2 separate regions of the Homo sapiens genome follow, and region 1 is linked to region 2. Evidence: chromatin loops called from intact Hi-C (ENCODE). Cell type or tissue: ovary. All regions are shown on one strand. Each heading gives the region's core, and the rest is flanking DNA. Links, peaks and the distances in the headings are about the cores only.

The links. A loop is a pair of places that touch in the nucleus more often than their neighbours do. Peaks named below come from ENCODE experiments on the same cell type or tissue, not always from the same donor. Only the 100,000 strongest peaks of a DNase experiment are listed, where the experiment ranks them.
Region 1: a loop joins it to region 2, with 4 times the contacts of the local background. A loop is called at or near these places in 2 of 110 quality-filtered maps.

What each region holds. Positions count from the first base shown.
Region 1 is chr19:56,746,729-56,751,122 of GRCh38, forward strand. All of the region lies in intron 1 of LOC105372472 (a long non-coding RNA gene), which reads right to left. Among named protein-coding and RNA genes, the nearest start is that of ZIM2-AS1, 16 kb to the right of the region's middle. In ovary, for the core only: a CTCF peak has its summit at 1,903 (motif pointing right); no DNase peak of the experiment used is centred there; H3K27ac peaks cover 540 bases.
Region 2 is chr19:57,066,701-57,071,094 of GRCh38, forward strand. No RefSeq gene overlaps it. Among named protein-coding and RNA genes, the nearest start is that of USP29, 51 kb to the right of the region's middle. In ovary, for the core only: a CTCF peak has its summit at 2,604 (motif pointing left); DNase peaks (open chromatin) are centred at 2,277 and 2,621; H3K27ac peaks cover 1,085 bases.

The DNA.
Region 1 (4,394 bases), core at 103-4,102, 320 kb before region 2:
GATCTGAAGGTGGGATGAAGATTAGCGGGAAATGGGTGAATCAATACTATGTTTTTCCTAAAGAAAAGGAAAATTGGCATCAGGTGAGCAGAAGTCACCTGGAAGATAGGCAGTGATGTTGCAGATGGGAGGCTTGAGCTGAGGAGATGGGCTGACAGCCTCTATTGGTAACAACAAGGCTGATGGCAATCGATGGCTAAAGGAGTTTAGATAGGAAATTTGGGAGAGAGGAGATCAATTTTCAGATAGTGAAGTGTTGGGAGGGTCAGCTATGTTAGTGTTCCTCCACATCAGCACTATTGAAAATTTGGGCTTGAAAGTTCTTTTTTTGCAGGGTGGGGAAGCCTGTCCTGTTTTTGTAAGATATTGATCAATAGGATGCTGTCTGCTACACAGCTGATGCCTACAGCCCTCCTCCAGTTGTGACAGCCAAACATGTTTCCAAAAATTGGCAGATGTCTCCTCATGGCAAAATCTTCCCTGGTGGAGAACCACAGATATTAACGTGTAGGATATTCCCCAGGATTATAGAGGAAAGTGATGTTGGTGAGGACAACAGTCCACATCCACAGAGAATTGAGATCACACAGAAATCGGGGCTTTTCATGAGGCTATGTGTCCCAACCTTGCATGTTATTTTCTGTAATTCTGATGGGCCACATCTTGGATCTTGCTGACCCTGGAGGGATGATCCTGCTGGGTCTTGTCAATTCCTGAAGATAGTAAACAGCTCCCTTGAAAGGCAGCCTTTCATGTGGAAACCAATCCAGATCCCACTCCCCAATCATCTCCTCTATGGAGCATTCACACTGACAGCCACGAATCACTCAGCTCTCCTAATCACCCCAGGACCAGGCATCAGACAGCTCGGGGACAACCCCTATGCCCAGAGCCACTGAAATTCTTCAGAGAAGCCAATCTTGTTTACCTGCTCATTTACCCCCACTTGTTCTTTCCCTTGGAAACCATAATTAAGGCTCTTCACTCACAAGTCCTTCCATCCCCTTCCTCTTGCCAGATACTTGTCCTTCCTGTGTGACTACCTGGTGTGGTGTGCCCCTCCTCTTGGGAATGTGAGCAAACAGCTATATTTGCAGTAACAACTTGTCCCTCAGTCTGTTTTACCGTTGTGTGTGAAACTTGGTAATTTCTGGTCTTGATTCATGCAATTATGAGCCTCATTTTGTGGGAGTCCCTCGAGTACCCTGATGCATTTCCCCATCGTGTGTGTGTGTGTGCGAGCACGCACGTGTGTGTAGTTGAAGGGGAGTTTGGGAGACACGGCATTCTCAAGCAAATTGGAGATGCAGACCACTTTCCCTGCCTCTTATCTATATTATTAGAATCTTGCCCAACCCTAAATGTCCAGTCCCAAAGATGGAGCAAGACAGGGGCCCTGGACTCCCTCTTCTGGGAGGGGCCAGGGCACTTTTCTTTGGATGCTCAGACGTGGGATGGGAGCAGGTGATGGAGGCGTGGGCTCAGGGCCAGAGAGCTTGGAGACTTCCCTCTCTGAGCCCAGTATTTTCCGCCATAAAATGCAGGCACTTGTAGGTCTCACTCACAACCAGGGCTGTGGGGATGGCCATGCGTATGTTCCTCAGCATTGAGGCTTCTGTCCAAGAAGCTGAGGGGAGGTGAAATCTAGCCTGCACTCTTTCCAAGTTGTGCTTAGTTCGAGGATAAATAATCCCACCAGCGCCACTCCCTCATTGATCTCTGCAAAGCCCCTTAGCCCACCACCGTGGCCTTGGGTTCACTCATGAAATTTGAGAAACAAATTAGTTCAAGGAACAAGAGAGCAAATAAATAGTGACACAGCCATTTTCAGGATCTCATTTTTTTCCTGTTTCTTCTCACATGAGGCAATGGTAATGCTACTGTAAAGTGCCTTTGCCATCACTAGGTGGCACTCTTGAAGCAATAGAAAGTATACAGACGTTTAACACTTTTTATCTTTTCATTTTTAATTGTGGCAAAATACACAGAACATAAACTTTACCGTATAATCCATTTTTTACTAATATTAATTGAAAAACAAAGGCTGGCAAGTTTAATTTTTTTTTTTGAGACCAAGTCTCGCTTTGTTGCCCAGGCTGGAGTGCAGTGGCGTGATCTCGGCTCACTGCAAGCTCCACCTCCCGGGTTCAAGTGATTCTCCTGCCTCAGCCTCCTGAGTAGCTGAGATTACAGGCCTGCACTATCACACCCGGCTAATTTTTGTATTTTTAGTAGAGACGGGGTTTTACCATGTTGACCAGGCTGGTCTCAAACTGTTGACCTCAGGTGATCACCTGCCTCAGCCTCCCGAGGTGCTGAAATTACAGACGTGATCCACCGCGCCCATCCTCTAATTTTTTTTTTTTTTTTTTTTTTTTGAGACGGAGTCTCGCTCTGTCGCTCAGGCTGGAGTGCAGTGGCAGGATCTCGGCTCACTACAAGCTCCGCCTCCCGAGTTCACCCCATTCTCCTGCCTCAGCCTCCACAGTACCACAGTAGCTGGGACTACAGGCGCCCACCATCATGCCCGGCTAATTTTTTGTGTTTTTAGTAGAGACGGGGTTTCACCGTGTTAGTCAGGATGGTCTCGATCTCCTGACCTCGTGATCTGCCCGCCTCCGCCTCCCAAAGTGCTGGGATTACAGGCCTGAGCCACCACGCCCGACCTAAAAATTTTTTTAATTGTAAAAAATGATGTAGGCCAGGCACAGTGGCTCACGCTTGTAATCCCAGCACTTTGGGAGGCTGAGGTAGGAGCATCGTGTGAGCCCAGGAATTCGAGACCAACCTGGGCAACAAGGCAAAACCCTGTCGCTACAAAAAATAAAAATAAATTAGCTGGGCATGGTGGTGCAGGCCTGTAATCCCAGCTACTCAGGAGGCTGAGGTGGGAGGATGGCCTGAGGTCTGCTGTGAGCTGTGATCGTGCTGCTGCACTCCAACCTGGGTGACAGAGCAAGATCTTTTCTTTAAAAATGGTGTAAATTATTACATAGTTTAACGTTGATATTTTCATCATCTTTTAAGTGTGCAGTTTGTTGGCTTCCATTACATTCGGGTTATTTGCAAACATCACTACCTTCCACGCCCAGAACAGTCTTCATCTTGCAAAACTGGAATTCTGAGCTGATTGTACATGAGCTCTGCATTTCTCCTCTCTAAGCCCCCATGAGCCACCATTCTACTTTCTGGGTCTATGAATTAGGCTAGTCTGGGGCCTGACCTAAGTGGAATCATGCAACAGTGTCCCTCTGGGGCTGACTTATTCCACTCGGCATCATGTCCTCAGGGTTCCTCCGTGTTGTAGCATCTGTCTGGGTTTCCTTTCTTTGTAAGACTCAGTAATATTCCATTGTATGTGAACACTACAGCTTGTTTACCAATATCCACTCATCCTTTGATGGACACTTGCGGTTTTCCACCTTTGACTATTATGAATAATGCATCGTGTCACATTTCCATCAACAAGGCAGAAGTTTCCTACTTTTCCAAAGCCTGCCAGCACTTGTTATTTTCAGGCTGGGCGTGGTGGCTCATGCCTGTAATCCCAGAACTTTGGGAGGCTGAGGTGGGCAGATAACCTGAGGTCAGGAGTTCGAGAGCAGCCTGGCCAACATGGTGAAAACATGTCTCTACTAAAAATACAAAAATTAGCCAGAAATCTCTTGAACCCTGGAGGTGGAGGTTGCAGTGAGCCGAGATCATGCCACTGCACTCCAGCCTGGGCAACAGAGTGAGACTCCGTCTCCAAACAAACAAACAAAAAACCACTTGTTATTTTCTGTTTTATGGATCATAGCAATGTTAATAAATGTGTGGTGGTTTCTTCTTTCTCTTAAAAATAATTTTTCTTTTCAAACAAAAACTATTTTATTTAGAAAAGCCATGTTGAATCATGGCCCAGCTTGGAAAGTTATTTATTTATTAAAATTAATTAATTTTTATTAAAACTTTTTTAAAATGTAGATACAGGCTTGTTACAAGGACATCTTGCCTGATGTGGAGTTTGGCTTCTAATGGCCCCGTGGCCCGCGTAGTGAACGTGGCGTGAGACAGGCGGTACCTTCCCTTCTGCTGTTGACAGTGTCTACTGTTCTCATATCCTTGTGCCTGTGTACCCAATGACAGGCGGTACCTTCCCTTCCGGTGTTGACAGTGTCTACTGTTCTCATATCCGTGTGCCTGTGTACCCAATGTTTAACTCCCACTTATAATGGAGAATGCATGGTAAAAATCATTCTTTATTCTTCAATCATGGCAAGTCCTTCATCATGGGACGCACGTGCCTGTTGGGGACTGCAAACCTCTTATCCCTTGGCATCAGCCTGGACTGCACCACTCTCATTTCCTTATCTATGTTAATTTTTGGGTGGTGATTGCTTCTCTTCACAGCA
Region 2 (4,394 bases), core at 277-4,276:
TCCTGGTAGCATCATTACCCCCAACTGTCTTCACGCTCATTCACCAAAAATTATTTATTTCATCAATTCATCAATTTTTGCTTGTCAAAAATTGGATATGATATTGGCATGCATCTATGGGGTACTGATTAATAATAATAATAGAGTTTTTTTTTTAAAAAAAAGGAAGGCCAGGCAAGGTGGTTCACGCCTGTAATTGCAGCACTTTGGGAGGCCGGGGTAGGCAGATCACCTGAGGTCAGGAGTTCGAGACCAACCTGGCCAACATGGTGAAACCCCGTCTCTACTAAAAATACAAAAATTAGCCAGGTGTGGTGGCGCATGCCTGTAATCCCAGGTACTTGGGAGGCTGAGGCAGGAGAATCACTTCAACCCGGGAGGTGGAGGTTGCAGTGAGCACAGATTGCACCATTGCACACCAGCCTGGGCAACAAGAGCGAAACTCAGTCTCAAATAATAATGATAATAATAAATAAAAGATGGAATACTACACAGCTACAGAAAAGGAACACAGGAGTGCTTAAGTTCCAAAATGGCATGATCTCTAAAATATATTTTTGTGAAAAAACAAGATACAAAACAATGGATTTAATGTGCCAAATTTTATACCACAGGGGAGAAATGTATAAGCACACCTCCTGTGTGTCCACAGACACCTCTGTTTTCTTGCTTGTATCATTGGTTGCCTCCAGGGAAGGAAACCAGGTGCCCACAAAACTGAGAAGAGAGTCTTCACGAAATCTCTTTCTAAACCTTTTAAATGTATCACCTATTCAGAAAATGAATGGAATTGAATTTACAATAAAAATAGCACTAAAATATAAAATAAAGTGGAAGGATCTGTTGTCCAGAGAGATAGAGACAGGGAGAGGGAGTGAGGCCTGTGCCAGGCTGTAGATGCAGTTGTTGTGATTGAGTTTTCTGGCGCCAGGCTCGTGGGCTGAAGCCCCAGCTCCACAAGTTACTAGCTGTGTGCTCTCAGGCAAGTTACTTAACCTCTCTGGGCCCGGGCCACCTCTGTAAATTAAGCATCATAAAATTACCCCCTTCATGTGGTTGTTAGGCAAATTAATGAATATGGTAAAATGCTTGAATACAGGGTCTGGCCCAGAGTAGGTTGTGTAATCATTTCTACAGCTACTTTTCTCCATCCCGGGCTGCTAATGACATCTGTATGATTAGCAGTACTCTGCGCTGAGCCCTGAGGATGCTGGGGAGGTAGTGATGCCCAAGGAGGAACTCTCCACCCCATAGCATAGGAATGGCCATACATCCTAGTAGGGTGAGGACTCCAGGCTGGGCCACTGCAGAGAAAGGCGCCAGCCCCAGTTAGGAAGACGTCTACACGATGTGTTGCCTGAGAAGAGTACACCAGCCTCTCTATGCCGAAGCCTGGTTCTACTCCATCCTGGCTACTGGACCTCAGATAAGAAGTCATTGAACTGCCCTGTGCCTCGGTTTCCCCATCTGGAACAACAGTATATTGATAGTGTCAACCTCGGAGAGCTGTTGTAAAGATCAAGTGAGATGATCCTATGAAACTCTCAGCACAGGCAGCTATTATTATTATTGCTGCTGTTGTTGTTGTTAAGGAGCGAGGCTCTGAGGAGTGGGTAAGGATAAGGTGGGTACAGATAAGCATGGGATGGTGCACGCGAGAAGCAAAGTTTAGTGTTTTTGGAAAGCAGAAAAGGGCTCAGCGAGTCAGTGTATTAATTTTCTAGAGCTGCCATCACAAAGCGCCACACACCAGGTGGCTTCTACAACCGAAATCAAATTTCTCATGGTCCTGGCAGCTGGAAGTCTGAGATCCACGCGTCAGCAGGATTGGCTTCTCCTGAGGCCTCTCCCCTTGGCTTGCAGACGCCATCTTTACCCTGGATACTCACGTGGTCGTCCCTCTGTGCGTGTCTGTATCCTAATCTCTTCCTATAAAGACGTCAATCATATTGCATGAGGCCTACCACCCTAACAACCTCATTTTACCTGAATTACCTCTTCAAGGACCCTATTTCAAAATACAGTCATATTTTGAGGGCCTGGGGGCGAGGACTTCAATATATGCATCTTGGAGGACACAGCCTCGCCTGTAACAGCCCCAAGCCCAGGAGGTGGGCTGGGCAGTGGTAAGAGGAGGCTGGAGGGTTTGGTAAAGGCTGGATCTGGGGGTCTATTTTACACCACAGTCAGCAGCCTGGCTTCCACCCTGAGTGCGGTAGGAGCCCCCATGGGTCACAGGAGGGCAGGGTCACACTCTGTGTCCAGGCAGGACGGCAATGGCTCCCTGTGGGCCCAACTGGATGCTAGAGGAGGCTGTGTGGAAATCCAGGCAAAGGCTGGAGACACGGCTGGGTCAGTGGGGTAGACAGGTCTGGGTGGAAGAGAGTTTGCACCCATGCCATCAACGCATGAGCATCTTGGCTTCCACCTCCCCTACTAGCAACAAAGCTCGTAAATGAGCTCGCACCCCTGCCTCTCCCCTCCGCTCCCCTTCTCCATGGGAGGAAAAGGGACTGGGTCTAATGCCGTTTCTTTCTCAAGCTCTGCCTGTGATTTCTTTCCTGTTGTAGATTTTAGACTAACTCTGTGGCGCCCTCTACTGACCAGGTGCGTCTCGCCCAGAGCGCTGTCCAGCCCCTTGAGGTCCAGTCCCGCGGTCTGAGGCCACCGTGACTACAGACGCTTGAAGAGGAGCTAGGGGAATTGAGGTGGGCTCAAAGGAAAAGCACACGCCGGATCTCAGAGACTTTGTTACCAAAAAGCACTGGAAAATATCTCGTTAACAGTGTTGTGCAATGGCTGCATGTTGATTACATCATCGTATTTTGAATATATTGGGCTAAATAAGATACAGTCTTTTTTTTTTTTTAGTCGGAGTCTTGCTCTGTCCCCCCAGGCTGAACTGCAGTGGTGCGATCTCGGCTCACTGCAGCCTCCTCCTCCCTGGTTCCAGCGATTCTCCTGCCTCAGCCTCCCGAGGAGCTGGGATTACAGGTGCACGCCACCACGCGCAGCTAATTTTTGTATTTTTAGTAGAGACAGGATTTCACCATGTTGGCCAGGCTGGTCTCGAGCTCCTGACCTCAAGTTGATCCACCCGCCTCAGCCTCCCAAAGTGCTGGGATTACAGGCATGAGCCACCACGCCTGGCCAAGATACAGTCTTCAAATTATTTTTACCTGTTCTTTTTTACTTTATTAACATAGGTACCAGAAAACTTTAAATGATATTTGTGACTCATATAATATTTCTTTATTTCCCCCTGCTTTAGACTATTATAAATGTAATGTATACATACCAGGGATTCGCAAATTCGGCACTATTGGCATTTGGGGCTGGATAACTCTTGGTGATGGCTCTGTGCTGTGCATTTGTGGGATGTTGAGCAGCAACCCTGGCTTCTACCTATGAAACGTGAGTGTCCCTGCCTCTCACCCAATTGTGACAACCAAAAATGCCTCCAGGCATTGCCAAATGTCCCCTGGGGCACAAAATCACTCCCAATCTAGAATCATTGAAATATATATGTATATGAAAAAGAGACATTGATGAAATGAAAAACCATGAACTCTAAGGACTTTTGACTCTTACAGAGCACCATCCTGTGTGAGCTCCGTGTTGCATGCCCACCTGTGTTTCCCTCTCAGTCCTCATAATGACCCTACAGGGTGGACATTATCATTATGCCCTTTTTGCAGATGAGGAAACTGAGGCACTGGGTGGTTAAGTGACTGGCCCTGAGGTGCACTGCTAATGGGTGGCCCAGCCCAGACCCAAATCCAGGCCACGTCCCCGGTGTAAGAGAGGCGAGCGTGTGCCTGGCACCTGCAGACCCACGGTGAGAACCCAGATCTCCACTGAGTGCCCCATCCCTGACGTGGAACCTGAGTCCTCCCTTTGGGGAGGAAGGTGAAGAAGTGGGTAGGAGTCACGATTAACTTTACCTCCCTTGGTGGCCAAAAGAAACCAGAAAATAAGCTCCATTCCAACCCCTTCCTGTGGAATTATGATAGAGCAGGAAAGCATAGCAGAGCACGGTGGCTCACACCTGTCATCCCAGCACTTTGGGAGGCTGAGGAGGGTGGATCACTTGAGGTCAGGAGTTCGAGACCTGACCTGGCCAACACAGTGAAACCCCATCTCTACTAAAAATACAAAAATTAGCCAGGCGTGGTGGTGTGCACCTGTAATCCCAGCTACAAGCAGGAGAATACCTTGAACACGGGAGGCAGAGGCTGTAGTGAGCCGAGATTGAGACACTGCACTCCAGCCTGGGAGACAGAGCAAGACTCCATCTCAAAAAAAAAAAAAAAAAGAACAGGAAAGCAGGAATCCATTCATTCATTCATTGCAGTCAGGTCGTGTGTATGGAGGCCCTGCTGTATGCCAAAGTC